Regions from separate parts of the Mus musculus genome. Here region 1 is linked to region 2. Evidence: chromatin loops called from intact Hi-C (ENCODE). Cell type or tissue: gastrocnemius. All regions are shown on one strand. Each heading gives the region's core, and the rest is flanking DNA. Links, peaks and the distances in the headings are about the cores only. Region 1 has its middle 26 kb from the start of Gm22382. Region 2 overlaps Gm20745 (predicted gene, 20745).

Evidence for each region. Hi-C counts contacts between places; a loop is a spot of excess contacts. Peaks named below come from ENCODE experiments on the same cell type or tissue, not always from the same donor. Only the 100,000 strongest peaks of a DNase experiment are listed, where the experiment ranks them.
Region 1: it touches region 2 in a loop (3-fold over the local background); 9 of 42 quality-filtered maps call a loop at or near these places.

What each region holds. Positions count from the first base shown.
Region 1 is chr9:68,250,861-68,258,340 of GRCm38, reverse strand. No RefSeq gene overlaps it. Among named protein-coding and RNA genes, the nearest start is that of Gm22382, 26 kb to the left of the region's middle. In gastrocnemius, for the core only: a CTCF peak has its summit at 3,921 (motif pointing left); a DNase peak (open chromatin) is centred at 3,926.
Region 2 is chr9:68,011,568-68,019,047 of GRCm38, reverse strand. Gm20745 (predicted gene, 20745) reads left to right here. Exons shown (of 3, transcript NR_045745.1): 3 at 1-1,084. Among named protein-coding and RNA genes, the nearest start is that of Gm20745, 10 kb to the left of the region's middle. In gastrocnemius, for the core only: CTCF peaks have their summits at 2,338 and 3,787 (motif pointing left); DNase peaks (open chromatin) are centred at 2,298 and 3,788; H3K4me3 peaks cover 424 bases; H3K27ac peaks cover 1,343 bases.

The DNA of each region.
Region 1 (7,480 bases), core at 851-5,850, 240 kb before region 2:
AGAAAACCAGAGGGGTCAAGGACACCAAAAAGAGACCTACAGAGCCAACTAAACTGCACCCATAGGGCTTACAGATACTGAACCACCAACCAAAGAGCATGTAGATGTTAGACCTAGGCCCCTACACATTTGTAGCAAATGTACTGCTTGTTCTTCATGTGAGTCCCCTAACAATTGGAGCAGGGGCTGCCACTGACTCTGTTGTTTGCCATTGGATCCCCTTTTCCTAGCTGGACTGCCTGGTTAGGCCTCAGTGGGGCTGGATGTGCTTAGTCCTACTGTGACTTAATGCCCCAGTGTAGGTGGTAGCCAAGGACAGGCTTCCCTTTCCATGGGGAAAAGGGTGGTAATGGGGGAGGGATTTGTAAGGATGGGACTGGGACAAGAAGAGGAAGGGGGACTTCAATTAGAATTAAAGTGAAAAAAATAAATTAATTAAAGAAAATAAATGACTATATTTTGAAATAAGATATTATAATAAGTATATTTAGTCATTACAATGGAATTAAACAGAAAATGAACGACAAAAAGAAAAAAATTCACACAGATATGGAGATTAAAAAAAAAACTAAGCTTTTAGATGAAGTAGGAATCAAAGGGGAAATTAGAAACTATCTCATGCAAAAACCACAAAAACGCAGCATTCTAAATCCCTAAGGACACAGCCACGCCAGCAATATGAAGTCAATTTATAGTTAGAGTAGCTGCTCTCACAAAATACCATGCACTGGGCTGTTTATAAACAGCAGGAATTTAAATTCCACAATTCTAGAGACTGGGATGGCCGAGATCAGGCATTGGCAGAGCTGATACCTGGTACTAGCCCGCCTCCTGCTCAAAATGGCTACTTTGTTACAATCCTTCATGCTTCTCTTGGATCGGTTACAATGTCTTTCTTTCATTCCTAATTTAATTTCAGGGTTTTTTTTTTTTTTTTTTTTTTTTTTTTGTTAGTGAAGCTAACGAAAACTTATTCCCTTGATCTTTAAAAAGAGTTCTGTTGCTGGGCAGTGGTGGCGCACGCCTTTAATCCCAGCACTTGGGAGGCAGAGGCAGGTGGATTTCTGAGTTCGAGGCCAGCCTGGTCTACAAAGTGAGTTCCAGGACACCCAGGGCTACACAGAGAAACCCTGTCTCGAAAAAAACAAACCAACCAAACAACCAAACAAAAAAAAGAGTTATGTTGATGTCAGTTCTTTGTTATGGTTTTATCCCCCTTTTTGGTCTAATTCTTTCATTCCCTCCACACTCTAGTGTTAACTGTTTTTTATTTTCTGTTTTGTCTTTTATTTTAGATTTTTCTTCTTTTTCATGTAAATATTTAAAAAAGGACATTTTTTTCCAAAAATGCTGTGAGTGACCACCAGATGTTTGGGTTGCGTGTTCACTTTGAAAGGACAATTATTTATTCACAGATACCTCAAGGTCATAGGCTGAGAGGTAAGAAGCAAGGGAGAATTCGAGTCACCTTAATGAGCCAGAAAAATGAGCATTTGTGGAGAGAAATCTCCCCACTTTCCTCAGTCCCCCTGCATTAGAGGCTGTGGTTGGACATGGTCTGACTCCATATGCTGCGGACATCTTGACTCCTCAGTAATAAGGCTGACAACGAGGCTGTCAGGGAACAGGGTGAAGCATACTATTTGAGTCCATCCCTTTTGGTTGATTTTCAGTTATCTGCACAAGGTAATCCTGGGTGCCTTCCCACAGTGTCCTTACTGTATTTCCTTTCTACAGTTGGTACTCCGACTATATAATTTTTTCTTTTCCTTGATTTGTAAACCACTCAGTCACTAGGGGGACAAAACACAGTGATTACTAATGGGAGATGCTACGAAGGTCCCAGCTGTGAACAGGAGAAAGCCAAGATGACCCGTCATCGAAATGTCACCACAAACACCACCATGCCATTTGGAATGAAACAAGGAGGGCTTTGTGCAGACAGCAACCAACCAGACAGCAACCAACCGCATATTTAAGTCCAGAACTCACCCGTCTTTGCAAGGAGATTTAAGGGCTTCTCGCTTGATTAAATAGCCCGTGATGGAAGATGCCCTTGTCCCCTCTGTGGCTGCATACAAATGACAGACATTTGCATGGACCAGGGCATCCAGAGCCCTAAGGGGACTGTACATTTTTAAAGTAGTACTGCCAATGTTTTTGTATAGTAATTGGAAATGTACATTCTATCAGGTGTGATTCTTATTAGGAGAGGAGGTAGCTGCTCTTGGCTACCAGTTCTGGTCATTTAGGGTCACCAGGACTCAGAAACAAGAAAACTCTGCATATATTATCTGAACAGGGATGCGCAGTAAATGCTAGCTCACACCAGACTCTGGCTCTCAACTTTCATCTCCCTCTCTCCCCAACTTCCTTCTATATATTCAGCACATTTCAGCCACATGAATAAAGGACTTTCTGATGACTGGGCAGCAACTGGAGTTGAATTAGTCATGTCACAACAGCCAATTAGCAAATAGTACCCCAGTTACTAGAAGAGGTGGTGTTGTTTGATGTGTTCAATTCCTGCTATCATCTAGGAGTCAAGAGCTGCCCTAAACACACCATGGGATCTCCGTGGTCCAGTGTCTGGTAGGATAGAGGATTTGGCCAAGATGGATCATCATATGGGAGCCTGTCCACCTTCCCAGCCTGACCTCCCTTGGGTGTTTGTGTGAAGGTGGGCGCCTGTCAGAATCACAGGAAGAACAGGCAGTCCTTTAGGGAAGATAAGTTAAAGATGTTGTAAAACTCCTCTAGTGTGGATGGGACAAGTGGCCAGCCACTTGGGGAAGGATGGGGAACAAAAATATCTTGCTTTTGTGCTATAGGAAGTATGGCTTTCAGCCTGCAGCACTTAGAAAACCACTTAGAAATAGCTCTACTCCTCTTCAGACTTCATAAACCATGTGTATGTGTTTGCATATGTGTGTACATATATGTGCATGTGTGTTTACATATATATTTGCATGTGGGTATATATGTATATGTGCATATACATTTGTGTGTTTAAGTGTGTGCATTTTGTATGTATGAGAGTATATGTGTGTGTGTGTGTAGTTTGTATGTTCACATGTATATATGGGTGCTCAGACTGATACTCGCACATAAACATGCACACACACAAACACACACAAACACACACACACACACACACACACACACACACACACACACACACACACACGGAGGCTAAAGGAGGACATTGAATATCTTCCTCTATTACTCTCTGTCTTATTGCCTAGAGATAAGGTCTCTTGCTAAGCCTGAAGCTCACCATTTTAACCAGTCTGGCTCCCAGGATCTACCTGATTCTACTCTGTGATACTAGGACAGCAGGCCTGTGTGGCCATGCCTGGCTTTTTCAGGGGATTAGAACATATGTCCTCTTGTTCACACGGCCAAATGCTCTTACCTAGTGAGACATCTCCAAAGACGCTGGAGACTTCATTTACATGACATTCTCAATGCCCTCATCCCCAACAAAGATCTGCAAGCCCACATCTGCAACATCTGCAAGCCCACATCTGTCCCTCCCGGGACAGTGCCTAGATTATGAAGTTAGAGATGTTGTAAAACTCCTATGGGATGGGTGTGACTAGAGGCCAGACACTTGGGGAGGGATGGGAACAGGAACCCCTTGCTGTTGTGCTATAGGAAGCATGGCTTTCAACCTGCAGTGTTGGGGAAGCCACTTAGAAATAGCTGCTCCACAGCTGACATTCGAAAGTTGGAGCACTGAGCTAAGGAGGAAGGAAGGAACAAAGGGAGGGAGGGAGAGAGGGAGGGAAAGACCTGTGCAACAGTAGAAAACAAAGCTTACAGAATGAAAAAATAACAGAAGGGCAAAAACCCCAAAGCAAAAACAGCCAGAAACGCACACCTGGATGGGCTGTGGAGCTGGGCTGTGGCCCCACCTGCTGGCCAGAGTTGCAGGTGGGTCCTCCGTGTCTGTGACCTTCATGCCCAGGTCTCTGCTCTGTCACCACATGTGTAGCCTGTATCTTGGCCACCCAGGCTTGTGAGCCTTGGCTATCTTTTGCATATAGAACTATCAGGACACTTTGAAGCAGGGACACAAATGGACCTGGTTCAAATTTTTACAGTGTCATTAAAATACTGACCTTCTGCTTGAAGTGGATAGGAGGTCCAGGGTGACTTATAATTATCAGCCTCCCGGGGTGGTATATGCCAAGAATTCAACCTTTCTAGCAAGAGAAGAGTCACTCAGGCCAAATACCAAGGGAATCTGAGTCACTTTCTGGAGAGATTAAAAAATGAACTAAAATTATCAACCACAAACCCTGTTCTCTACCCCAGTGTCTCCCATTCCAGTTGCATGAAAGAGAGCAGGGCAGCCATGTATAAACAGCAAACTATGAGACTGGGGTATTCTGAGAGGATTGGTACCTCTGTGCACCAATCTCCAGGCAGTCCTAGATGTAAGCACACCAGGGATTGTAGAGATGTCTCAGTGACTAAACGGGAACACTTTTCTTACAGAAGACTGGAGTTCAGTTCCTAGCACTTGCATCAGGTAGCCCATACCCAGCCTCAGGGCATCTGTGAGCTTCCTCTTGTCTCCATGGGCACTTGCACTCATGTGCACATAATTGAAAATAAAAATAAAGAAGTAAAAATAAAATCAAAAGTACCTCAATCAGATTAGTCCTGATCGAGATTAGAACAGACCTTACTGTTTTTAAACTCATTCACTACTGGCTCTCCAAAGCTGGGCTGTGGCACTGTGGGGTTTTTGAAATGATAATCTCTAATACTTACATCATGCCTTACACAGTGTCCTACACAAGCCCCTCACCTGCCAAATGGAATAGGAACAATATTGTCACCTGTTTCCTATGAAGCTAAACAACATGCCAAGGGTGACACACAGAAAATAATTAAAGAGGAAGTAGAAAGTACAGGTGGGTGTGACCACAGGCCAATGATCTCAACCAGTGTCTGCCTCGCATCTCTCTTATAAGTCTGTGTGTGTGTGTGTGTGCACGCGCGCATGTTTGTGTGTGTACATGAGAGAGAGAGAGAGAGAGAGAGAGAGAGAGAGAGAGAGAGAGAGAGAGAACACTATACAAATGTCTATGGCTGCATGTATGTTTGTGTGCAGATGCATGGGTGTATCCATGTCGAGGTCAGAGATCAACCTCAAAAGGAGGTCAAGGGTCAGCCTCAGGTGTTGTTGCTCGGAAGTCAAGGAAACAGACTCTCACTAAGGTCTGGAAATTGCCAATTAAGCTAGGGTAACTGAAGCTATCTCTGTATTGTTTATTTGTTTGTTTATTTATTTACTCATTTATTTATTTATTTGAAATTGGTCTTTTCTCTAGGACCCAAGGCTTGCCAGTTAGGCTGGACTGGCTTGGGCTTCCCATCAGCCACAGGGTTACCCCTGCCTCTGTCTGTCTTCCCAGGGCTGGGATCACAAGTGTACATAGCTGTACCTGGCTCTTGATGTGAGCTCCAGGGTTCGAACTCAGGTCCTCATGCTTGTGGAGCAAGATGTCTACAAACTGAGCTTTCTGCCGAGCCTTTCCAAGTCTTCTTAATGAAGGAAAAGAGACATAGAAATCAGAAACAGAAAAGAGAGAAGATGGTGGCAAGCCGGCACTATAGACGCTCAACAAAGAAAACTCTCGGGGTGGGGGGGTTGGGGTAGAAGCCTCAGGGGACCTGGTGCAAGCCTCAAGTCACTCTAGCTACTCGGGGACAATATTTTAAATGTTAGGAGTTGGCAAATGAATCCTAGAGACCGGGGAAAAGAAAATTCTCTTTTGAAAGAAACGCTTAAAATGAATCATTTATTTTTATCTATTTGTATGAGGGTTTTGCCTGTGTGTATGTGTGTATACCATGTACATGCCTGCTATCCACAGAGGTCAGGAGAAGGCATCAGATCCCCTGGGACTGGAAGTATATAGAATTGTGAGTTACCTGCCACATGGGTGCTAGGAACCAACTCCTTGGAAGAGCAGCAAGGGCTCTTCACTTCTGAGCATCTCTCCAGCCCTGAAAATGCTCTTCTTAAAGAGGAAGATGTATTATTTTCCTCTCATAGCATAAGAAGTGGTCACTGTTTGGGGAAGGGAAAGAGTCTCTAAATTCAGTAAGAGGGCTGGAGAGACGGCACAGTCTCAAGAGCACTCCAGTGCCCTGGCAGAAGACCTGAATTCAGACCCAAGTACCTACACTGGGCAGGTACTGTAACTCCAGCTCTGGGGGACCAAGTCACCTCTTCTGGCTTCTGCAGACACCTGTACTGGTATGCTCATATGCACACCACATTAGAGAGAGAGAGAGAGAGAGAGAGAGAGAGAGAGAGAAAATAACTTGTAAAGAAATAAAACTCAGGCAGGTAATACAGTAAGAGAGTCACTCCCCTGTTCTCCTGAGCCTGTTCTTCCCCTGGCTGCTTGGCTCAGGCCACCAATAGTGAGAATAACAACGTGTGAAATAGAATCCCCATGCCTGATGCTGGACACAGTGTGAAGCCACTGTGGAAAAAAAAATTCCCTTTAGAGTCTGACTAACCTTTTGGACTCCATATCTGTGGCTTGGTTGAAGAACACACACACACACACACACACACACACACACACACACACACAGAGTTTAGCTTCAGAATTAAAATAAAATTTGGGAAGCTGGAGAAATGGTTCCATAGTTAAGAGCACCAGCTGCTCTGCCAGAGGACCTGGGTTAGATTTCTAGCACCCACGTGGTTGCTCACAGCCTTCTGTAACTCCAGTTCTGGGGGATCCAACACATGCTTCTGGCCTCCATGGGCACCAGGAACACACTCAGTACACAGATACACACACACACACACACACACACACACACACACACATATTTGTGTGTGTGTATATATATATATACATATATATGTGTGAATGTGATGCGCTCGTGTGTATAAAACACCCATACACATCAAATAATACAAAAATAACTAAAAGCAATAAAATAAAATGTGCAGGACAATTTGCAATGCATAACACCGCATTATGATCCAGGCCCTCAAAATAAGCTGTATCATTTCCTTATGTGTATACCACCCACTGCCTGGTCCCCTGAGAATAGAAATGTTTAAATTAAGATGTATCAGAAGTCAGTTCCTGGGGTCTTCGGCACTCAAGTACAATTCACCGAGGCCGCTTTTTCACAAACACTGACCCCCACTATTCTGACCTTGATTCTGGACATTGTCTTACAAGGGTTTTCTCCTCTCCCCCATCCCAATTCTGAAAAAGCCCCATTATTATGAATCTCACGTGTCCTTCACTGTTACTTGTGTTCAATCCTGACTAGGAAGGCCTAGGCGCTTTGTGGGCTAAAACATCAAAAGCAAACTCATATTTATGCAAATATAAATTAAAATCCTCTTTGCTTTATTAGACTTTCCATCCTAAAAACATATACATAATTCATGATGGGGGATAAAGGGAGATTATTAGCTGTAGGGCCA
Region 2 (7,480 bases), core at 1,253-6,252:
ACAGCCACCTCATGGAGACTGAGGAACCTGGGGGTGGGGTAAAGGGATGAGAGTCAGGGAGAGTTAGGGGTACCATGCAGAGCCTACTATGGCAGAGCCAGGGATGAACAAGGAAGATGTCTCTACAGCCTCTATATCAGCCTGACCTCATTCTATCCATGGAGAGGATAGATGTGTCTAAACAAAGCCAACTTCTCATCTGAGTCAAGGGGATTGAATGCAGGGGTCCCTGGGGACCCCTGAGCAGGCTCTGTAGAGCAGACCAGGTCCTGGGGACAACCTGTCTTCACCATGGATGTAGCTTGGACACCCCATCTGGAGCCACTGCCACTGACAGAATTCAGCCAGAGAGCCGGGCATCATTGACTTGGTACTTTGCAGATTATGAGATTGCGGAAGGCCCTGAGAAGTGGACTCACCCACTGGAGGGCCCCTGTCTCTGGGCATCAAGTCAGCCATCTGGGGTAGAGCTGTGGAGTGCTCACAAGGTGCTCCCAGCCGATCTTCATGGAGGCTCCCTGTGTGCATGAGGTTAATCTCAGTCCGATCGGATCTTGAATCAGCTGAGAGACACAATTCTAGACATGTCTGTGGGGCCATTTCTAGGAAAGGATGGGCTGAGAGGAGAAGACTCTTCCCCATGGGACAGAGCAATTTCCAGTGGCAGCCCGGATACAAAGAGGTTAGAGGAAAAGGCGGTATTTCTTACTTGCCTGCCTTCACTTCTAAATAGTGGGTGTGTGCGTCATCTGCTGCGGAAGAAGAGGAGGGGGAGGGGGAGGGGGAGGAGAATAGTAATGATGATGGCCGTGGTGGTGATAGGAGTGCCATCCTTTGCTGACATCAGAACCCAATTTCTTTGTCCTTCCAACATGATCCAAAGACTAGCACCTCCCCAGGAATCCATGCAGCCTGTAGCATGAGATTGGGACTGCTGAGGTGCCCAGCCTCATGCATGGAAGGACCAGAGGGTCTCAGCATCTCTAGTATACAAAAGCTGTTACTGGACCATTTGGCTTTTGTTTGTTTGTTTGTTTGTTTGTTTGTTTGTTTTATGTGAGGCAATCTAGTTAAACTCCTTTGCACAGATATTCATTCAATCAGTTCTGTTCCTCTAGCGAATATTAATACAGTGTGTATCTCAGGCACAGTCTGCCTACAGGTCATGATCCACCAGGCTGTAGAGATGGCATCAATCCCTGGTGGGTCTCAGTTCTCAGCCCTAAAGGGCTTCTGCTGGGCGGGCATCCTTGCTGCTGAAAGCTGGGAAGATCCAAGCGGGGGGAACTAAGCACACAACTCCTCTACACACACCTTTACCAACCAAGTGGGGAACAGCCAGTATAAAGCACAGTTCCAAGAAGGCCTGGCCAATGCTAGCGCCACTAGACGGGACCTGAGCAGGGTGTTCCTCCCTCCAAGCACAAGCATGGACCCGACCTGTGTCTTCATCACTAGACCCCAGACAGCATACAGGAGGATCCCAGGACATTCCCACACCAGAGTTTAGAACACGTGTGCCTTAGTATCCACCAGAGGTGGGAAAGACTGTGTGTGCCTCTGTAGGTCAGATTCCCTCAGTGTTTCCAGTGTGTGAAGACACACAGCAAGAGAACCAGAGGATGCACTGCCCCAGTCAGGTAACCTTTCTGAAGCAGAGGCCATGCCCTTTTCCATCTTTCTCCTATACTCACTTGTCCAGAGCAAGGGTTTCTCCTCGGGCTCAGCACCATGGGACCAGGATGGCATATCTTCCTAGCCCTCTGGACAGGGAGGACTGTGTCTATGTCACTGTCATTCCTAATAGTGTTCCACTGGGATTTATAAAAACAGAATCATCAAAAGCTTTCCTTATTTGACAAATGAATGATACTCATAGTTGTTCATTTCCAACACCTTCTCTGGCCTGCAAGGGTACCCATATGTGCATACCCCTCCCCAAACACACACACACACACACACACACACACACACACACACACACACTGTCATGTAAATATTTTTAAAAGAAAGGGAGGGAGAAAAGGTCACCTAGGGGTGGGAAGAGATGATGGCTGTATAGTTATATATAGAGAGAGATGAGCCTGCCTGGCATCTGCTAATGGGCTTTGTGCTGCATTTGATTTTGACGCCTCAACCATCCTCAGCACAGCCCCTCCAACTTCTTCAGAATCCTACATCCCTTCACCTCCTCACACCAAAACTAAGAGTTCTCACAAACACCAAGTCCCGTGCCAAGTCTCCCTTGCTCCACTCTGCTCCCTTTGAACAGAGCTGAAGGGCCTCCCTGTCCTGAGACGAGATGTCAGCCAGAAACTTAAGTTGCTATGCCATCATGTGGCTGACAGAAGGACAGCAGGCTTGGTACAGGGCTGAAGAGGGGAGACAATAAGGCATCCAGCCAGACATTCTAAAGTCCATCAGAGACATGGGCAACACCTAAAGGGCTCCATTCTGGGTGTTAATTGGACTTGAAAAGCCCTGGACTTAGACATGGAACACAGACATTCAAGGGGGGCTGGTCTTCAATCTCTGGGTGCTTTGTTCTGTAAAACTGTGTGATTAGAAGCCACCCTCCCTCACGTATGCCCAGCACATCCTTCCTCAAAGGGCACCCTCTACCCACCCAGAGCCCTGTTCCATTTTATGAAGAGCACCAGGAGGAAAGGGTGGGGTCTCCTGAGAGCCCCACCTTGGAGCCTGAAGGTCATGGGGTCAGGTTTTCTCTAAAGTCGAACCCAAGTTCCTACTCCAGTAAAGGACTGTGGGAAACAGTCATGAGCCATGCCTCTTGATCAGATGACCCGAGATCAAGTCTTAAGCTTCTGCACTCCCTTGCTCTGGGTCTCATCATCCTTTCTGGGAAATGGGAGAGCCAGAAGTCATAATCCCAGCCTGTGCTCAAAGGCACCAGAAGCAGAGGGCCTCACACGTGCGGAAGCACAATGGGGACATTAGGGTCAGCGGGAATGGGACAGGGCACCTGTTGTGACTGTTTCAATGACAGATGTGATTCACATGGAGCAGTTGTTCAAAGTCAGGGCCCTCAAACCCAGAGCAGGAGATAGAAGAAGGAGCGTGCCTGAGTTAGGGGGAGCAGGACACCTCACGACCACCTTCAGGCTGGAGGAGGAGAGCCTTGTAGAGTGTGACCATCCCTAAAGGCAGTGGCCAGCCAGTTACAATTCAACACCGGGTTCCAGGGACCATCAGCTCTGAGCTGATCAAAGCTCTACCTTCAAATACATACGTTCTTTCTACCATAAAAAAAAAAGTATGTTCTAGGCAGGGTTGACACTTCCCCTTCAGGAAATGTCCCCAAAGCCCTAGCATCTACCATAACTCATCCCCAAAGCACCATTTCAAAAGGAAAAGAGACGGTAATGGGAGAGCTGGTTCCAAAGGCTGGAGGATTACTAGGGGTAGAAGAGTACAGGCAGGAATGCGGCTGTGGGGAGGGCGGGGACCAGAGATGGAAGAGAGGATGCAAAGGAGATCCCATCCAAACTGAGCATGTGTGAAAATGCCTCACGGAAGTGTGCTACTTTGTATCCTACTTTTACAAATAAATTGGGAAAAACAAACACCAAGGTTCTGAACTCAGGTCCCTGCAAAGTAGGGATGCCACAGTCCAGGTTCTTTCCAGCAAGTCTTGAGAGCTACTTCCTGAGGAATCCTGCGTCCCAGGCTGCTACCCAAATCCTCCTGAGATGCCAGGACCTATCCTGTAGGTCCGGGTATCATAGCTTCCTCAGAGAGCACGCACAGTTGGTGGCGTCTGCCCTCTAGTGGAGTATCAGGGAAAGACAGTCCGGAGTGGGCAAAGAGAAGCACCAAACAACGCAGTCTGTGTGGGGTTTCCTTCCAGTTTCCTCTTCTCCTTCCCTTCCCTCGACCCCACACTTCACCCCCGGGCTGTAGGGCCCCTACACAAGGCTACTTCCACGTTGGCTGGTGGTTCAGGCTCGGGAGCTTTGGGCAATGCAGGCCAGGAAATGACCTTGGATGCGTAACAAATTGCAGAAACCCTGGAAATTTTTCTGAGCAGCAGCTCTTTCCAACCTCCAAGAAAAACAATACAGTCTGATGCCTGGGAAGCCTTTCTCCCTTGATGTGTTCCACACGTGGTTCTCCTAGATCCTGGAATTTCCGAGGCTGGGCAGCAAAGTCAGGCAGAGCTTGTTCCAAAAGGATGTCTGAAAACCAAAACAAATAGTGTCTTTTTAAAAGTGTCTCATTTCATCTGCAGAATGCTTGGTCCTTTTAAAATATAAAATCCCTTTTTATTAGTCTCTTTTTAAAAAAATCCATTCTGTGATACATGCAGTGGATTCCAGAAATCACTCGAGAAGATGTGTGTGATCAAGACGGGCTCACACTTGCATGTAGAAGGTGTAGGTTAAGACAGAATTTTTGGAGCCAAAGAGCTAGGTGAGAATCTGAGTTGGATTCAACATCCACTAAAGGGCCAGGCACATCAGCTGCTCAACTGTAATCCCAGCTACGGCAGAAGGCGCTCTAAATCTAGCGGGTCAGTCAGTGTAGCTGAGTCTGTGAGCTCTGGGTTCACTGGGAGGCCCTGTCCCTAAAACTGGGGAGCAGAAACTAAAGGAAGGCCCCAACATCGACCCCTGGTCTCCACATGCACCATGCATGGGCACACACACAAACGAATACACACGCATACACGGGACGGGGTGGAATTTTTTTAAGCAGCATGTGAGGGTTCTTATAAATTGTTTTTAACATGCCTGTTGCAAGTAACTGATCTGGCCTTTTGAATACTGATACAACACAGTAACTTCAATTACAATATTTAAATGTAATTAATAAGAATGCTGGTTCAAATGTCAAAAACCACAAAGAGTACTAGCCCTTAGTTACTAGCACCTAGTGACTAGTTACCCTCTATTTGGTTCATCTGAACGTTAAACCCTGCAATAGACACTGTATACACATAGTCTCATTTAACTCTAAGGACAAACCAGGAATTGTTATTATCATCATCATCATCACTACTAATTACCTTTACTGTTAATCTGATACCCACAGAGTGGCTCAGCTGGGATTCATTGGGGTATGCTGGTCAAATAGGGCTCTAACTCTCCATGCTGCTCTCTTGCCTTCTAGCCAAGTGAGGAGCATACTGGTAAGACTAACCCATTTCTAAAGTACCCCACACCCAATGATGCTGAACAAATAAGGCAAATTGTCATAACAAATAAAATTACTGATCTGAAAGAACCAATTAGAGCAAATATTTAAAAGGAAAGGGATGTGGTGCAAAAAGGGTCACCCAAAGACAGCCTTTGGGAAAGATACCTGGGTCTGGACAAATGTGCACATGAACGTGTGTGTGTGTGTGTGTGTGTGTGTGTGTGTGTGTGTGTAGGTAGGGGGCAGAGATAGATATTTTCCCCTGTTGCATCCACCTCATTTTTGAGAAAGAACCTCTCAGTGGATCTGCAGCTCACCTGATCTCTCCAATCAGCTAGCCAGTGAACCCCCAGGGTCCACTTGTCTCTGCCCCTCCAGACTCCAGGTGCCACAGCTGACTATTTACACAAGGTCTGGGGATTTGAGCACAGGTCCTCATGCAGCAAGCACGTCACCCACTGAGCCATTTCCCATAATCCTACATATGGGATCCCGAAGATCAAACTCAAATTGTGAATAAAATAGTGGCAAGCATTCCCAAGAAGACACAGCACAGTTCTACTTAAAGCACGTTTGACGCACAGACTGGAAAATAAAGATAGATAAATAGATGGTTTCTTTTTTTTTAATTTTTTTTATTAGATACTTTCTTCATTTACATTTCAAATGCTATCCCGAAATTCCTCTATACCCTCTCCCCCCCACCCCCCCCCCGCCCTGCTCCCCTACCCACTCACTCCGACTTCTTAGCTCTGGCATTCCCCTGTACTGGGGTATATAAAGTTTGCAAGACCAAGGGGCCTCTCTTCCCAATGATGGCCAACTACGCCATCTTCTGCTACATATGCAGCTAGAAACACAAGCTCTGGGGGTACTGATTAGTTCATATTGTTGTTCCACCTATAGGATTGCAGACCCCTTCAGCTCCTTGGGTACTTTGTCTAGCTCCTCCATTGGGGGCCCTGTGTCCCATCCAATAGATGACTATGAGCATCCACTTCTGTATTTGCCAGGCACTGGCATAGCCTCACAAGAGAAAGCTATATCAGGGTCGTGTCATCAATGTCTTTCTGGCATATGCAATAGTGTCTGGGTTTGGTGGTTGTATATGGGATGGATCCCCGGGTGGGGCAGTCCTGGAAAGAACCCAGATGCCCCTCAAAGAGGAATGGATACAGAAAATGTGGTACATTTACACAATAGAGTACTACTCAGCTATTAAAAACAATGAATTCATGAAATTCTTAGGCAAATGGATGGATCTGGAGGGTATCATCCTGAGTGAGGTAGCCCAGTCCCAAAAGAACACACATGGTATGCACTCACTGATAAGTGGATATTAGCCCAGAAACTTAGAATATCCAAGATACAATTTGCAAAACACATGAGACACAAGAAGAAGGAAGACCAAAGTGTGGATACTTCGCTCCTTCTTAGAATGGTGAACAAAATACCCATGGAAGGAGTTACAGAGACAAAGTTCGGAGCTAAGATGGAAGGAAAGACCATCCAAATAGATGGTTTCTTAGAAGAAGAAGAAAAAAAAAGGATGACTTCAGGAAGGGGAGGTGGTGGTGGCGAGATGGCTCAGTGATTAAGAGCACTAGCTACTCAGGCAGAGGACCCAGGTTCAGTTCTCAACACCCACGCGGCAGCTCACAACAATCTGCAGCTGCAGTCCCAGGGGATCCAGTATCTTCTTCTGGACTCTGCAGCATCAGGTCCACAAGTGGTGCACAGACGCACATGCAGACACAACACTCATACACATGAGATAAGTAAGTCTTTACAAGAAACAAACTGCCAGGCAGTGGTGGCGCACGCCTTTAATCCCAGCACTTGGGAGGCAGAGGCAGGTAGATCTCTGAGTTCGAGGCCAGCCTGGTCTACAGAGTGAGTTCCGGGACAGCCAGAGCTATACAGAGAAACCCTGTCTCGAAAACAAAAAAAAAAAAACAAAAAAAAAAAAACAAAAAAAAAAAAGAAAGAAAGAAAAAGAAAGAAACAGACTGCTTTGGGTCCTCCTCAGCAATGCATTGGCACTTACCAAGACACAGTAAATAATGTAAAAATAACTTCAAATGATTAATTAATCCCACACTTCACCTTTTCCTAAGATTAAATGCCTTCAGTGCCAAGGCCTGGTGTTGGGTCGAAGAGAGAATTTAGTTAGCATTTATAAACTGTCGGTGAGGATAATTTTCAAGAAACACACGATTACTTTAGCTCAAGAAACCAACTCAGCATTTATAAAAGGCAACTGAGTCCATCAGCACACCTGTCCATTTCTCTTTCTGCATTAATAAGACTGTCCCTCATAGTT